Linked DNA regions of Mus musculus: region 2 is linked to region 1. A link is a loop called in an ENCODE intact Hi-C map of the cell type or tissue named here. Cell type or tissue: left cerebral cortex. All regions are shown on one strand. Each heading gives the region's core, and the rest is flanking DNA. Links, peaks and the distances in the headings are about the cores only. Region 1 holds the start of Usp6nl (USP6 N-terminal like). Region 2 holds the start of Gm46730 (a long non-coding RNA gene).

Region 1 (7,068 bases), core at 1,172-6,171:
AAATGTGACTAAATATAGCTTTAGAACTTTGTGTGTGTGTGGGGGGGCACATGTGTGTCTGGGGACTCATGCACAGTGTGTGAGCGTGTGGAGGTCAGAGGTTAATTTTGAATGTCACTTAGGAGCAGTTTGCCTTGTTTGGTAGGGGACATGGTCTCAGATTGTCCTAGAGCTCCCTGGTTGGGCTTAGCTGGCTGGCCAGAAAGTCCCAGGCATCCACCTGTCTCTGCTTCTCAATACTGGGATCATAACAGTGTGCCACTATGCCTGGCTTTCCATATGGCTTCTGGGGACTGAACTTGGGTATCACACTTGTGTGGCAAGTGCCTTGCTGACTGAGCCACCTCTCCAGCTCAGAACTTCATTCTTAATAAATTTACTGCACTTTTCCTGCAGGTTTGTGACAAAAGACATTGAAGTCTATCTGCAATTTATTATTGTTCTGTGGCTCCCTGGGCTCACCTGGAAGGTCACCACCTAGGGTTTCTCAGGGTGTCGTTCAGCTGGGACTCCAGGCATGCAATACCCAGTTGCCTTGCCCATGTCGCCAGTTTGAGGTTAGCGGCTGTTGGCAGTGGGCTCAGGTGAAGTTGGCTATCTGGTGTGCTCACTGTAAGATGCCTGAGTTTCTTCCTTGACAGTATTTGAATTCTGAGAGAAAGTGCACAAAGGATTTCAGAGACTCAGGTAGAACCTTGAGGCTTCTTCTGCTCTCATCTTAGAGATCAATCACTCTGCCTCATTCCCTCCACACTGAGTCACAGGGCCGTCGTAGATATAAACGGAGGGTGGCTAACTGTGTGAGTATTGGTAGGCATGGTTCACTGGGAGGTTTCCTAGGAAAACTGCCTTTCAACATACACAGAGTTAGAAAGTTAATAACAATCATGTACATGAAGGCTAATGTTTTATCACTAAAATGGAGACAAAAAAGCCAGGAAGTCATATTTTAATTTTTAAATACTTATATATGTGTGCATCTTAATATTTACATTTTATCGGTTTGATGAAACTTAAAAAATCATGGGACCGGTGAGATGGCTCTACAGGTTAAGGCGCTTGCTGTCAATTCTGATGACCCAGGGTTCAGTCCCTGGGACCTGAACGGGAGAGGGAGACAACTGACTCCTGAAAGTTGTCCCCCGAGTGCCATACTGGCGCTGTAGCACGTGCTCAAACCCCGTTCCAGAATGGGCGAATATATGTCCTAAAAATAATGGTATGGCATCTGGGAAGGGACTTGGGGCAGCTGACATATGGTAGACGGAAGCGCTGCTGACAGAAAGTCCGCCGGAGCTAGGAAGACAAAGTGGCACATCTGAAAAGTGATCCAGCCTCGTTACAGACTCCTGGCAGACTGTGATGTCTTACTGTGTAGTCAGGAACAGGTTGGCTACAAGCAAGGAGTAGAGGAGATAGTGAGTGGAAACTTCTGTGGTTGAAAAGGAGTTGTTTCTAAGCTTTGATTTGTTTTTGTTTTTGAGTCATAAGATGTTTGAGCATGTGAAAAAATGAGAAACGTTTTACATATTGGGTATTGATACAAATTGGGTACTGATACACCTTTGTATCCTTTGGTCCTTCCTTTCCCTTTCTCTCCTCCTCATTCTTTCTATATTTATTCAGAGGAAGCTCACTCTGGCCAGAGAGCAAAGTGGACCAAAGAACAGAACAGGATGGAAGACAAACAAGTCCCAAACCTCATGGCTTGTATGTTTCTAACATAGGGGCACTTCCCAAGTCCCCCAAAACAGCAATAAGTAAGATCACCCCAGATTGTTGTAACAAACTGTTTGTAACATATGTGGAATTCTACTGTTTGTGATCCTTCTTCTGGTCTGCCATCAATACTTTCTCTTTTAATCTGAAGGACTTTATTAAGGAAAAACTATGAGCCATGTGGATGTGGCTGATTTCATTGACATGTGGTCCATGGATATCCACTGATATGCTTGCTTTCTTTTTATCATGATGAGTTATATACAGTGATATTGGAACTGACTTTTTGAGTCAACAAAACACTCCTAGGGAATTTCAGAAATGACTGTAGTGGGTAAGATGAATCACATGAGGCTTTCCAGAGTCTCCACGGCACAACCCACTTTGCTACTCCCCAAACCTGAATGGACTGCATAGCCATCGATCCACATTGCAAGGTCTCAGTTTACAGGAGACTCTAGGAACAGCGCCTTTGATCTGCAGTTTTGAAGATGAAAGCTAAGGATGCATGGTTTACTTTTGAAAATTTCCCCATGTTCTATATTTTCATGTTCTCACCGCAAATTATACTCTTAACCCTAGTTATTATGGAGTCTTGTGGGAAACTTAAACATGTACTTTTACCTTTGGCAATATTCTGTAAGTATTGTCATGAGTATAACATAACTTTTAAAAACGAAATGCAAACATCACTCTTCCTGTTATGTGATCGGAAAGTTCTAAATGGCTGGCATTTGCAGAATATTCTCATTGGAGATACAAACTGTTTATTCCCCCTTTCATTTTCTCTGGGATTTTGACAGTGAACTTTCCCCCCAGTTGAAGGGGGAATCACATGTATGATATCTATCGTATGTTAGAGGGAATAGGATCACAAGGCGGACATAACTTAAATATGCATTTTTTTTTTTAGGACAGCGGTTGCTAAACGACTACCCCAAGACTCAAGTGTTCCTATTTGTGTAGGTTTTCAGTGAAATTCAGCTACCCTCATTCTTGAATATATTTCTGAATAATAGTACAGACTGCTAAGTCTGAAGTTGGGCCGACAGTGCTGACAGTTAAGTCTAGAATATAGTATTACACTAATATAAACTTCACACACACATCTGAAACTTCTCCTTCAGTTTGTGAAGCAAGCTGTGTCCAGCATTGCCCCTCCAACTCATTGATATTTTTGTATTTGTGGTAAAATTTCTGGATGAATTCTCTTGAGCCTCTGTGGGGTTCCCAAGGTATCCGGAGAGACGGTAACTCAAACGTTATACTTTAATTCAGTAAGTGTCTTTTGGAGGACTTCTGCAATCTTCAAAGCACAATGTAAGTACATGCGTATGTGCATGTGTTGTCATCAAAGACTTGGAAGCTGTAGGCATTGTCACAAATGGAGAGCTCTTTGGTGACTTGCTAATTTTGGAATTCTATTCCTTATATTTGAGTGTTGAAAAAATTCCCATGACCATCCAACTTTTGACCTGATTTTCACCAAACCAACTGTGCCATTTGTACATACCAGAATAAACAAATCAATAAACAAAACAAAACCCAAAGTAGTGTTTCCAAACCTGGTTTAAATGGAGACCTGAATGAAGGGATGCGCGCGCGCCTGTCTGTCTGTCTGTCCAAAAGGCCCTGGGTTTCACTGGTTAATCAGCATTTGAGAGTCAGAAGTGGCCTCAGAGGCCATCTAAGACCCAAGGAGTCACAGGTGTTAAAGTCTGCAAGCCCAGGAAGGGCCAGGACTCTGCCTCTCCTCAATTCCTCAAGGAACACAGTTTGCAGTGAGTGTCAGGTTTCACCAGCCTGGGAAAGAGTAAACGCAGTGCACAGTTGCCAGCTATAGTAATTCTAGTTCCTGGAAACAAGGACAGAAGCCTTTTAGCTACTCGCACACCCAAACCTTTGCTGCTTCTAGTGAATAAATCATTTAACCGTCAGCAAATTACAGTGTTGGGAAGTTTACATCATCCCCTTTTTACATCAGTTCTTAATGGAAGACCGTGGGGATTAAAACTCTTGACACAGAAAAAGCTGACCTAAAGAAAGATGGGCCAGGGAATGAACACTGTTTAGGCAGCAAAAGGCTTGCACACAGTAGCCTACTTAAAGTTGTGCTGATCTGAACTCTTGGCATAAATGCCTGGAAATTGACTGTGTGACCTTGTGTCAGTAACAGAGCCACTCTGTTGACAGATTCACTGTGCACACACTACCAAGCATTTGTTTGCGCGGGGAACAACTCCACGAAGCAGGTACAGTTTCCCTCTCACTTCACGGGTGAGGATACCGAGTCCAAGAAAAACCCAAGTGCAGTAGGCAACGTCTGAAGGCTGGCGAGCGGACGGGCCTCATCCGCGAAAGGCGCCGTGCTCTGCCGGCTGCCCTCAGGTGTCAGACACAGCACTGGTCCCAGCCCGTGAGTAGCTCTGGAGCGATCGCTGGGCGCCGCCGGGTCGGCGGACCCCCTCTTCATGCAGAGGGGCTCGGGCCGTCGGCCTCCGCCCGCAGCCCATCGAGCGCGCGCCCGGCGGGAGCGCGGGAACAGCGCACGTGCCGCCGGGAAGGCAGGGGCTGTCCGCCCGCGCCAAGATGGCGGCGGCCGCGGCCGCAACGGCGACTGTTGGCGGCCGGTGAGGCGGGCGGGGCCGGCGGCGCGGAGGCGGGGTCCCGGGAGAGCCGCCCTGGGGAAGGCGGGGGCCGTTTCCATAGCGGCGGCGGCTGGAGGTGTCGCGCCGGGGAACTTCCTGGTTCCCGGGCTCGGCTTTGCCGGGAGCCTCCTGGAAGGGAAACAATGGGGCGGAGGGCACTGCGGTAGCCGCCGCCGCCGCCGCGCCGGACCTCTCGGCCTCCCGCGACTGGCCGCCGCCGCCGCCGCCGGGACCGCTTGGAGGTAACTTCCTTTTCTCTTCAGCCGCTGCTACAGGGGCTGGCGGGGTCTAAAGGCGAGGGGGCCAGGTCGGAACTGGCTCCGGGCAGCCGGTCGCCGCCATTCCCGGCCCCGGGCAGAGGGCACGCTGCGGCGGCGCGGCCTGGCCCGAGCCGGCTCCCGTGGACCCCGCGCGCCGTGTTGCTCGCGCGTGGGGGTGGTGGTCTGCGGTGTGATTGACAGGCGGGCGGGCGCGCGCGCGGGAGCGGCCGGGCGGGGGGCCGAGAGGGCTCGGCGCTGCGTGCAGACCCCCGGGGAGGCGGAACGCTCCGGCCGCCTTCCTCCCCCACCCCGCGTGCAAGTTTCGGTCCCCGGGGAGACGTGTCTCCCTTGCAAGTTTCAGTTGCGTCCTGCGGGAGCGCGAGTGGGCAGGACCCAGGCAAACTTCGTTCGCTGAGACGATTGCCTGGGATGCCGCAAGAACTTTGGAGCAGCCCCGGGGAGGATGGGCGGGCGGGAGGGAGCTGGAAATCCGTGCGCCCCGGCAAAGTTTTGCTGGCTAGTTTGGGGCTCCGGGAGCGCGGCGTTTCTATAGGGGATGAGCACGGTGGCTCGCAGGTGTTTTAATGCAGAGAATGAGAGAAGTCTTACTCCATGGTGGGACGTTCATATATGTTGAGCATCGAGATCTCTGGGCTCTTCTTTAGGCACACTCCGTATAATCGACAGATACTTTTTTTTTTTTTAAAGATTTATTTATTTTATCTATATGCGTACACTGTAGCTGTACGGATGGTTGTGAGCCACCAATGTGGTTGTTGGAATTTGAACTCAGGACCTCCGGAAGAGCAGTCAGTGCTCTTAACCGCCCAGCCATTTCTCCAGCTATCCACAGATATTTTGAATTTTATTTTTAAAATTAGCGTACAAGGTGTTAGCTAACATCACGGCATTTTCGAATAAAGCTGCGTTAGTAGATTCTTCTGTTCACTCATTCCTCCTACCCCAGATGCTTTTTAAGGAGACTAATATGCGTTGTGCCTTATGGAAAGGCTCGGTGAATTGGGGCAGTACTGCGACACGAATGGAAAAAGTTGTAGGGACAGTGTTCAAAGTATTCTTGCTGGAACAGTTTAGTCGTGGATCCTTCCTTCCTTCTTTCCTTCCTTCCTTCCTTCCTTCCTTCCTTCCTTCCTTCCTTCCCTTCTTCCATTCCTATGTAATTAGATCTATGAGACAAGTTGTTTCATAGCTCAGAAAAGTTTCGCGGTACGGTTGATTGAGATGACTCGTGACCAATTCCCTCCCATACTGAATCTCTGGAAGTTTTCTCGGTGGTGGTGGGAACTAGGGCAGAGTTTTAAATTATTTCCCCTTTCTTTAACTCACCTTAATAATCAGTAAACTGGCATTTAAACAATGACTCACTGCTTTTCTCACCAAGACCCCACAATTAACAAAATATTTCCTAGTTTGTCATAATTTTATAGGTGAAATTGTAAGCATGCTGTCTCGTTCACTCCTTAGTTTGTACTCTCTCCAGGCCATTATGCTGTAAATCAAAATGGAAAAGGAAATTATACTAATAACAGTATTAATTAACTTGTGCGGGGGGGGGGGGTCGGGACGACGACGACACAGAGCCCTAATTGCAAGGACAGGTGCCCTCAGTTGAAGAATCAGGGCACTCCCACAAAGGTATTGAAGAAACATCCTTTGTCTGACTTTAGAGTGTGGTCCTGAGCCCTAGTGCTGTTCGCCACTTTTTAAATCAGACTACTGCTCTAGGTTGGGCTTGGTTCTGGTGAGTATAATCCATCAGTACCCTTTTGCCTTAAATATATATATTTTAAAAGATTTTTTTATTTTATGTGTATGAATGTTGCCTGCATTTTTGCGTATGCACCACACATGTGCTTGTTGCTCTCAAGAGGTCAGAAGAGGATGTCAGATCTCCAGGAACTAGAGTTCTGAATGGTTGTGGGCCATCATGTATTAGCAGCAAGTGTGCCTAACCACTGAGCCATCTCTCCAGCCCTCCATTACTCCCTCTCAGGGTGTTTTGTGGTGCAGGTAACCCTTAGCAAGGACAACTGGTCTGGTTAAACAAGTACCTGAGGAGAAGTGGCAGACGTGGTGTTGGGTGTATAGTGACTGATCATCTTCATGCATTGAGTGGGAACCAGCAGATCCAGTCTGGGGCTCCAGGGCCTAGCTTTGTTCTGTAGTGTATTGGCCTAGCTTTGCCATCATGACGAATTATTGTTACATTTTGTAGCCAGGAAATGATTTTGGTTGAAAAATTGAGGAATGTTAAGGAAGTCAAAGAATTTAGAATACTAAAACTTTGAGAGTTGCTACTTCAGGTATCGAGGAGGAGACATTTTCTGGCTCTGAGTTTAATTCTACTTTAACCATCCTTGTTTTGTAACCAGTGCAATTCAGACTAATTACCACAGACTTACAGTTTGCCCCTTCAGTGT
Region 2 (7,068 bases), core at 1,398-6,397, 66 kb before region 1:
GGAGCTTTTCCTGGAAAGTGTCAAGCCCACATCAGTACAGGGTGGGGATGAGCTCTGCTGCAGGACTCCACAACTCAGAGCATGTAGAGTTTAACATATGATTTCTAAAAGAAGATAGCGTAAAATTGTAAACTGGGAACTCCTGAAGACCTTGGCAGGGGCCTGCCTCCCTCCCTCCCTCCCTCCCTCCCTTATGATATATATAGGTTAGCAATTGCTGGGGGAGAAGGAGAGACTTTTTTCAGTGGTGTAGCTATTTGTAAGTTGTTTACTCCAATAAATAGCCCCTGTTCCATGTTCATATAAGTAACCCATTACTCTTATTAGTTTAACCAAGGTAGACTTACATAGATTATTATTATTATTATTATTATTATTTTGTCTGTCACTGGTACCCTATCTGGAGTCAATAGTCATTAGTTCATGTTGCCCCAGAAAAGGTCATTTGACACCATGCTAGACACGTGTGTCTATAGACTCTGGAGATAATTTTCAGACTCTTAGTCTTAAATGTCCGAAATGGTAGCTACTATGCTAAGAAAACATCCTCTGCAGGGAGTAAGTGTAAGAGGGAGGGGTCACCGTCACTCAAAGCAGGTACCTGGAGGCAGGCCTGGAGGCAGACGCCATGGAGGAATGCTGCTCACTGGCTTGCTTTTCCTTGCTCCTTCAACTTGCCTTTCCACACAGCCTCTGTAGGGGTGGTTCCACCCACTCTGGGCTGAGCTCTCCTACAATAATCACTAAAAAAGAAAATACCCCACAGGCTTGCCTCCAGGCCAATCTGATGAAAGCGTTTTTCTTAATTGAAGCTCTCTTCTCCTAAATTACCCTAGTTTGTTTCAAGTTAACAGTAAAGCCTGCCACCTGGGCCGGAATCTAGTAGGTGACAAGTGGAGGCAGTGGGCAGGTGAAACTGGTTCTTCAGGCAGGGATGGAGGTGATGTCATCAGTGACTCATTCCTTGTGGGTCTTAATACTACACATCCAGAATACTTGCAAAATAGTGAGGACTAGGGATACGCATGACAGTCAGGCTCCTGCAGAGGATTTCTCTGCTCAGATGTCTTTCTCAGACCTGTATTTAGATCTTCTGTTGAATGAAGCCCTCACTCTGGGTATCAGAGTCCCCTGTCACCCAATATAGAGCATTATCAAGGCTACATTACAGGAATTAGCCTTCCTCTTGTTAAAGCCAAGTCAAAAAGGCTGAAGGGAAGTCTTGCAACTGCAACAGTGAGCAATGGTGTGACTTGAACAACTGGTCTACCCCAAAGCACTTGGTCAGGCCTTGCGTGTGCTTCACTTTGATGACAACCCCGGTCCTTTCTAATACCTCCTCTGCCTCCTGATATCTAATATTCTAGTTGGAGTCCATTCCTTTTTCTGAAGGTTTTGCTACCCCACAGGAACACAGGAACATTCAGAGAGAAGCTACCACACCCAGCCACAATCTACGCCTGTACCTCAGCAAATAGTGACCATATGCTTCCTTAGTTCAAAACTTTAGGAGCTTGCAGGCTGGCCTGAAACCAATAGAGGAAGGACAGGTTGAGCTAGAACCCAGGGAGAGCACACCAAAGAGGCTGAAGTCACTTGGTCTAAAAGTATGGTCTAGGCATGTCCAACATGACCACGTATAGAAAAGAAACTGACCAGAAACAAGGATCTATTAAGACTGTGTACTGCTTCCTGGACCTATGCCAAACTCAAACTTCACCTTAAATATAAGATTGCTAAAAAGGGTGTTGGTTATATGGGGGATCAATCACGGCTACTCAAATCCACAGAACTAGAGAGTAGAATGGTGGTCACTGGGGGCTTCAGGGAGGTCATGGGTAAATGGCACAAGGTTTCCACTGTATATTGATAGAAAGTTCTGGATTTTTACTTTCTAGTCTGGTGCTTGGACCTAACCATGTACTGGTCTCTTCATGTCTGTTGGACATAACTTCCAAGGCCCTCCTGTGGATATGTGAAACCCCACTTACTCTCAGATCCTAAGTAGGTTTTCTCGAATACACACAAACCTCTGATAAAGCTTCATTTATAAACTAGCCAGAGTAAGATTTAATAACAAGATAACAGCTCGGTTGTGACAATACACTATAAAATGGTCATTGAGAACTTATTAATTACTTATTTCTAGAATTACTTATTCCATTTAATATTCTCAGACTGTAGTTGGCCATAGGTGACTCAAACCTAGGAAAGAAATCAAACAGCAGGTGGGGCAAAGGATTGTGTACTGTGTTGGATATTTATGTTTTTCTAAGAGTGGAGCTATTAAAAACCCTTATACACACACACACACACACACACACACACACACACACACACACACACATGCATGTAAGCACACATGCATAAATCATAATACAGGGCTGGGAGGAAACCTTAGAAGATATATTTATGAACTTGATGGTGTGATGTCATAGATACATACTTATCTATGTGTGTTGTGTTATAGTGATCTGCAGGGCCATGGGTGTAGGGAAAGAGGGGGGAGGTTGAGAGCCCAAGTCCAGCCAGACTTCCAGTGCTCTGGGCAGGTGGATGCAGGAGGATTGCTGGATGCATTCCATGTGGCCTCGGGTGGACATCTGGCTGTGTGAAGCCACTGACCCCACACGGCGGGGGCTGGACAAGGGGCAGCCCCTGGTACTAGGTTCTCAGTCTCCCTGGTATCCCACGCTGGATACGGCAGAGGAGCTGAGAACAGAATAGGGGCCCTGGGGTGGCACTTGTCCCTGGAGGTATGGGAAGAGAGGGCAGGGGAAAGAAGGGCGCTGGGTGGTTCCCATACAGGCAAGAGTCTTTAGCCCAGTCCGTGGCTGCAACGTAGGAAGGTCTTCTGATGGGAGGTTAGACACAGCTCGTTAGGAGAAAGCCTATCCCATCTTTCAAGCATGGTGGGCCTTCATGATCAGAGACAGTCTATGGTTTTAGAGCTTTATTGTAGAAAGGCAGGGGGAAAGAGAGAAGGTAAAAGAAAGAGACCAGCCATGGCCAAGAGGAGAGAAGGGGGAAAGGAAAGAGAGAAAGAGTTAGAAAGTAAGAAAGGTGAAGGTTTAGAGAGAGAGAGGTAAAAGCTTAGAGAGGAGGAGGGGTCAAACAGCCCCTCTTATAGTGGGCTTATCTTGCTGTTGCTAGGTAACTGTGAGGAGTAATCTAGCCAGAAGGCCAGAAGCTTGGGACATTGTCTACGTGACTGCTAGCCACATGCCTCTCTTGTGGGGGCTGTGGGAGCGGTAACTTTGACAGGAGCCAGGGGTCCAGGAGACATGATCAAACGCCTTCCATCCCATGTAGGTGGAAAACCACCCATTGGGTCCCACTGGGGTTCAAGACCTCAGCTTGACTGGAGAACAGGCTGTCTGTGCATAGCCCATTCCCCCCACAGTGATCTAAATATCAAATGTGTAAATTATTAAAAACAATATACTTATTTTTATTTTCTCTGTAGGTGTGTGTGCTGAAGTGTATGTGCATGCCACAGTGCACACCTGGTACCTGTAGGGGTCAGAAGAGAGAGTCTGATTCCCCCGAAACTGGAGTTATAGGTCATTGTTAGCCACCCAGTGTGGGTGCTGAGAACCGAACCCAGGTCCTCTGCAAGAGCAGAAAGTGCTCTTAGCTGCTAAGCCTTTTCTCCAGTCCCAAAGATGTCAATAATTTCTCAATAATGTGACTTCATATCTAAGATCAACCAGATGGGAAGCCATGGTGACCCCCAGGCCCCACTCTTCAACTTGCTCTGTGACCAAAGAAGGAGGAGCCAGGGACTCCATTCCCACCGGCTTGTGCTCTGTAGAGGTTGCCTGGTGACCAGAAACTCAGAGTTACCATGTTGTCTCCTGGACTGTATTGTTTTCTTTATTTTTTAAAAAGATATTGGAAGTCCTTTAATGAGTTGTTTATATTTCATGCCAAATGAGCACTCATTATTATCTTCAGCTACAAAAGCATTTGGTGTTTTCTGTGCTTAAGCTGCTAGTTTCAGAATCCAGTTATAGCCTGTTCTACGCCAGACAAGAGCCGAAAACGTTGTATGTAAATCAGGTTTTTGACAACTTAGTCCTATTTCAAAATCACTGGAGGAGAAACCAAACGGAAAGAAACTTTTGATGAATTTTTTTTTCTTTTTCCTTCTTTCTTTCTTTCTTTTTTTTTTTTTATGTGAAATGAAACCATTCATGTATTACAATGGGTAGAACTGCCTCCCTTCTAGGCCATTCAACTTTTATAAATTGAGATTTTGTGTTGGCATCTTTTTAGAGTCAGGATGTTTAACTGCTTGCCCGCCTGGCATCCTTACATGGCTTTCTTGTCTCTTCCTTTCATTCTTTTCCTTGCCCAGTTTTTAATTGGACCGTGACTCACATAACTCATCGAGTGCTGGAGAAGCAGCCCGAGCTGTTCAGGGTCAGTCCCCAGAAACTTGGGCCTGGCAGTTATCCCACTGTGGGGGAAGCCACATGTTTCTGAAACAAGCTCTACTGGCAGAGGTAATTACAGTCTGAGGTGCTTGTTCAGTGCCGCAGGTGGGCGCGGTGAGAACAGGCCCAAGCCGCCCCTTTGTTCCCAGCCCAGGACACGTGAAATCACTTCTGCTCACAGCCCGCCCTAGAGTGCTAGCAAACCACTTCCCTAGAGGGCTTTAAAAATAGCATCGGTAAACACATACCCACTGCGCTGGGGTTTTGTTTTAATGGGTCATGTCCAGAAGAAGAGAAGAAGTAAAGAATGAAAGGATTTCCCCCATGCCTGGCCCAAAGCCCTGCAGCTTCCCAGGGTTCTCCAAGTCCAGAGCTGCTTGGCAGCGAAGGAGCATTCAGGATTGGGTAGGATTTTGAGGCGTGAGGCTCAGATGACATGTGACCTTCTCCTTTTCCCTCTCAGAGGGAACAGGCAGAGCATGGGTTTGACGTGGGCCTCTGGTGCCCAGAACAAAAGAGCGTTGGCCTACAGGCTCACCTGGAGGCTTCTTGTAAAAGGGGCTGGGCGGGGCCTCTGTGATGTCACCCAGCCTCGTTCTCTTGTAGACAGAGATGACCAAGTGTTTGACATCACGATGAAGCAGGCCTGTGATTGCAATGGTAGATTCTTTTCTTGTTCCACGCATGCTGTAGATCGAGGCAAGGCGAGCTCTTTTCCTACCCCTGTGCAGCAGGAAGGGAGTTCTTTCGGAGGAGGGTTCTAGAAGATGAGGAAGCTTCTAGATTTTCTCACAATGAGTAATGTGCAGGGGGACTTAACAGGAAACACCGTCCCATTCTGGAACAGAGAACATTCAGGGTCCGGAAACCTTGTATTGCCTGTCTTCAGCTCCCTGACTCCCACCCTATCCTACCTCTCCTCTGCTCCCAACCCCTCCCCACCCTCCCCCCACCCCACCCTATGCCATTTCAGGCACTGTTTCCCTACCTTCCAAGTTCTTGCCTCCATATTTCCAGGCTCCAGTGAGAAAGGCAGGGACCTAGCAGGCAGCAGGAAATTCGTAAAATTCACAGTTGGAGGATCAAGCCTCACATTCCAGTTCTGGAGGTGGATGCCATTTCTGTCTCCCTGTGCATTGCCATCTGCTTATTCATTTACCAAACAGACACCTACTGAAGTGACGACTGCATTCAACACAGACTGTGCCTGGGAGGGGTGACAGCCACATCCTTGCCTCTCTCTCTCTTTTTCTCTCTTTCTGTATGTGTATGAGTGAGAGAGAAAGAGACAGAGACAGAGAGACAGACACACACAGAGATAGACATACAGAGAGAGACAGAGACAGAGAGAAAGAGTGACAGAGAGAAAGACACACACACACAGAGACAGACAGACAGACACAGAGAGAGAGAGAGAGAGAGAGAGAGAGAGAGAGAGAGAGAGAACGTACCATTGTAATATTGTTTTGTTTTAGGGGCAAGGCTCCACCGTGGCATGATCTTAGATAAGTATCCCACCATGCACACACACAGATTCTCTCCCTTTATTGGGCAGTTAGGTGAAGGGGTAGGTAGGTCATCATTAATCTCAAGTCCTCATCGAAAGGCAGCAGATGTTAAAGGACACTGAGTGGTTAGATAGGCATTTGCAGCATGGTGGGCCAATGGTAGTTCTTTGAGGATTTATGTTTAAATACACCATCATAAATCCATTTCTGCACGTTGACATCTAGGCCCAGCCCTGAAGGTTTCTTTGGGATTTCTCAGTAGCAGAGACGGAGACCTTCCCTGATTATTCCGGTTCCCTTCCAGTGAGGAAGGGCTCAGAGCCTGGCTGTGCTTGGCTCTGTCCTGGGAATGACGGTAGTTTCATTTGGGCTGTGACTTACATATTAATAATGCTGTTCCTGCTGTCCTCAATCAGGGTAGGTTAGATGTCCCCTATGGGCTGCCTGTCCTACATGTGAGCCCTTCCTTCCTCATTCTCTGCAGCATCCCAAGCTTAAACACCACACAGAGCCAGAGAGTGGATGGTGTCAGTTACATTACTGTCTCAGATAACCTGCGAAAGGGTCTGTACCACATGTGTGTCATATGGGGTTTGCTTCAGTCTTTTTGGAAGAGTGACCCTTTAAGTGAAGCTGTAATGGTTTTAAAACAAGATCAAACTTAATGTCCACTTGTCCTTTCTGTCACCCAGGATTCAAAGCTACGTACGGTGCCATGAACTAAACTAGTTCACCCTGAAGTCATGGAGAGTCTGCACCGGACAGATGCTTTTTGTCTTTAAAATGTTAAAAAAGGGAAAGGTTGTCCTCAGCTGGATGACTTTCCTGTGGGGACAGGCTTTTGAGGAAGAGGAAAGGCAGAACTCTCTGGGACTGGGTCTCCCGGGTGTGTGCGGCATGTCCAGTTTAGTCCACTGCTTTGGATTTCATGATGTTGAAATTCCCACTGTAGCTAGTAATTCATGTCCAACGTGTGCCATCCTTAGCCACTGGGATGTGGTAACAAAAACATCTCAAAGTCAGGCATGGCTTGTGTTCCCACGATGCTTCTTCTCTTTAGGGGGAGGGGACTCATAAGGATGACAGACCTATAAATAGGTAGTTTTAGAGAACACAGGGAG

Evidence for each region. Hi-C counts contacts between places; a loop is a spot of excess contacts. Peaks named below come from ENCODE experiments on the same cell type or tissue, not always from the same donor. Only the 100,000 strongest peaks of a DNase experiment are listed, where the experiment ranks them.
Region 2: a loop joins it to region 1, with 3 times the contacts of the local background. A loop is called at or near these places in 9 of 42 quality-filtered maps.

What each region holds. Positions count from the first base shown.
Region 1 is chr2:6,318,346-6,325,413 of GRCm38, forward strand. Usp6nl (USP6 N-terminal like) reads left to right here and starts at 4,412. Exons shown (of 15, transcript NM_001080548.1): 1 at 4,412-4,609. It overlaps A230108P19Rik (RIKEN cDNA A230108P19 gene), which reads left to right. Exons shown (of 7, transcript NR_040333.1): 7 at 1,627-3,266. In left cerebral cortex, for the core only: no CTCF peak of the experiment used is centred there; DNase peaks (open chromatin) are centred at 3,633, 4,368 and 4,942; H3K4me3 peaks cover 1,978 bases; H3K27ac peaks cover 1,316 bases.
Region 2 is chr2:6,251,767-6,258,834 of GRCm38, forward strand. It overlaps A230108P19Rik (RIKEN cDNA A230108P19 gene), which reads left to right. Exons shown (of 7, transcript NR_040333.1): 3 at 4,361-4,508. It overlaps Gm46730 (a long non-coding RNA gene), which reads left to right and starts at 5,072. Exons shown (of 3, transcript XR_001783226.1): 1 at 5,072-5,099. It overlaps Gm13383 (a long non-coding RNA gene), which reads right to left. Exons shown (of 3, transcript XR_373972.4): 2 at 5,428-5,479; 3 at 5,097-5,277. In left cerebral cortex, for the core only: no CTCF peak of the experiment used is centred there; DNase peaks (open chromatin) are centred at 4,050, 4,478, 4,661 and 5,572; H3K27ac peaks cover 827 bases.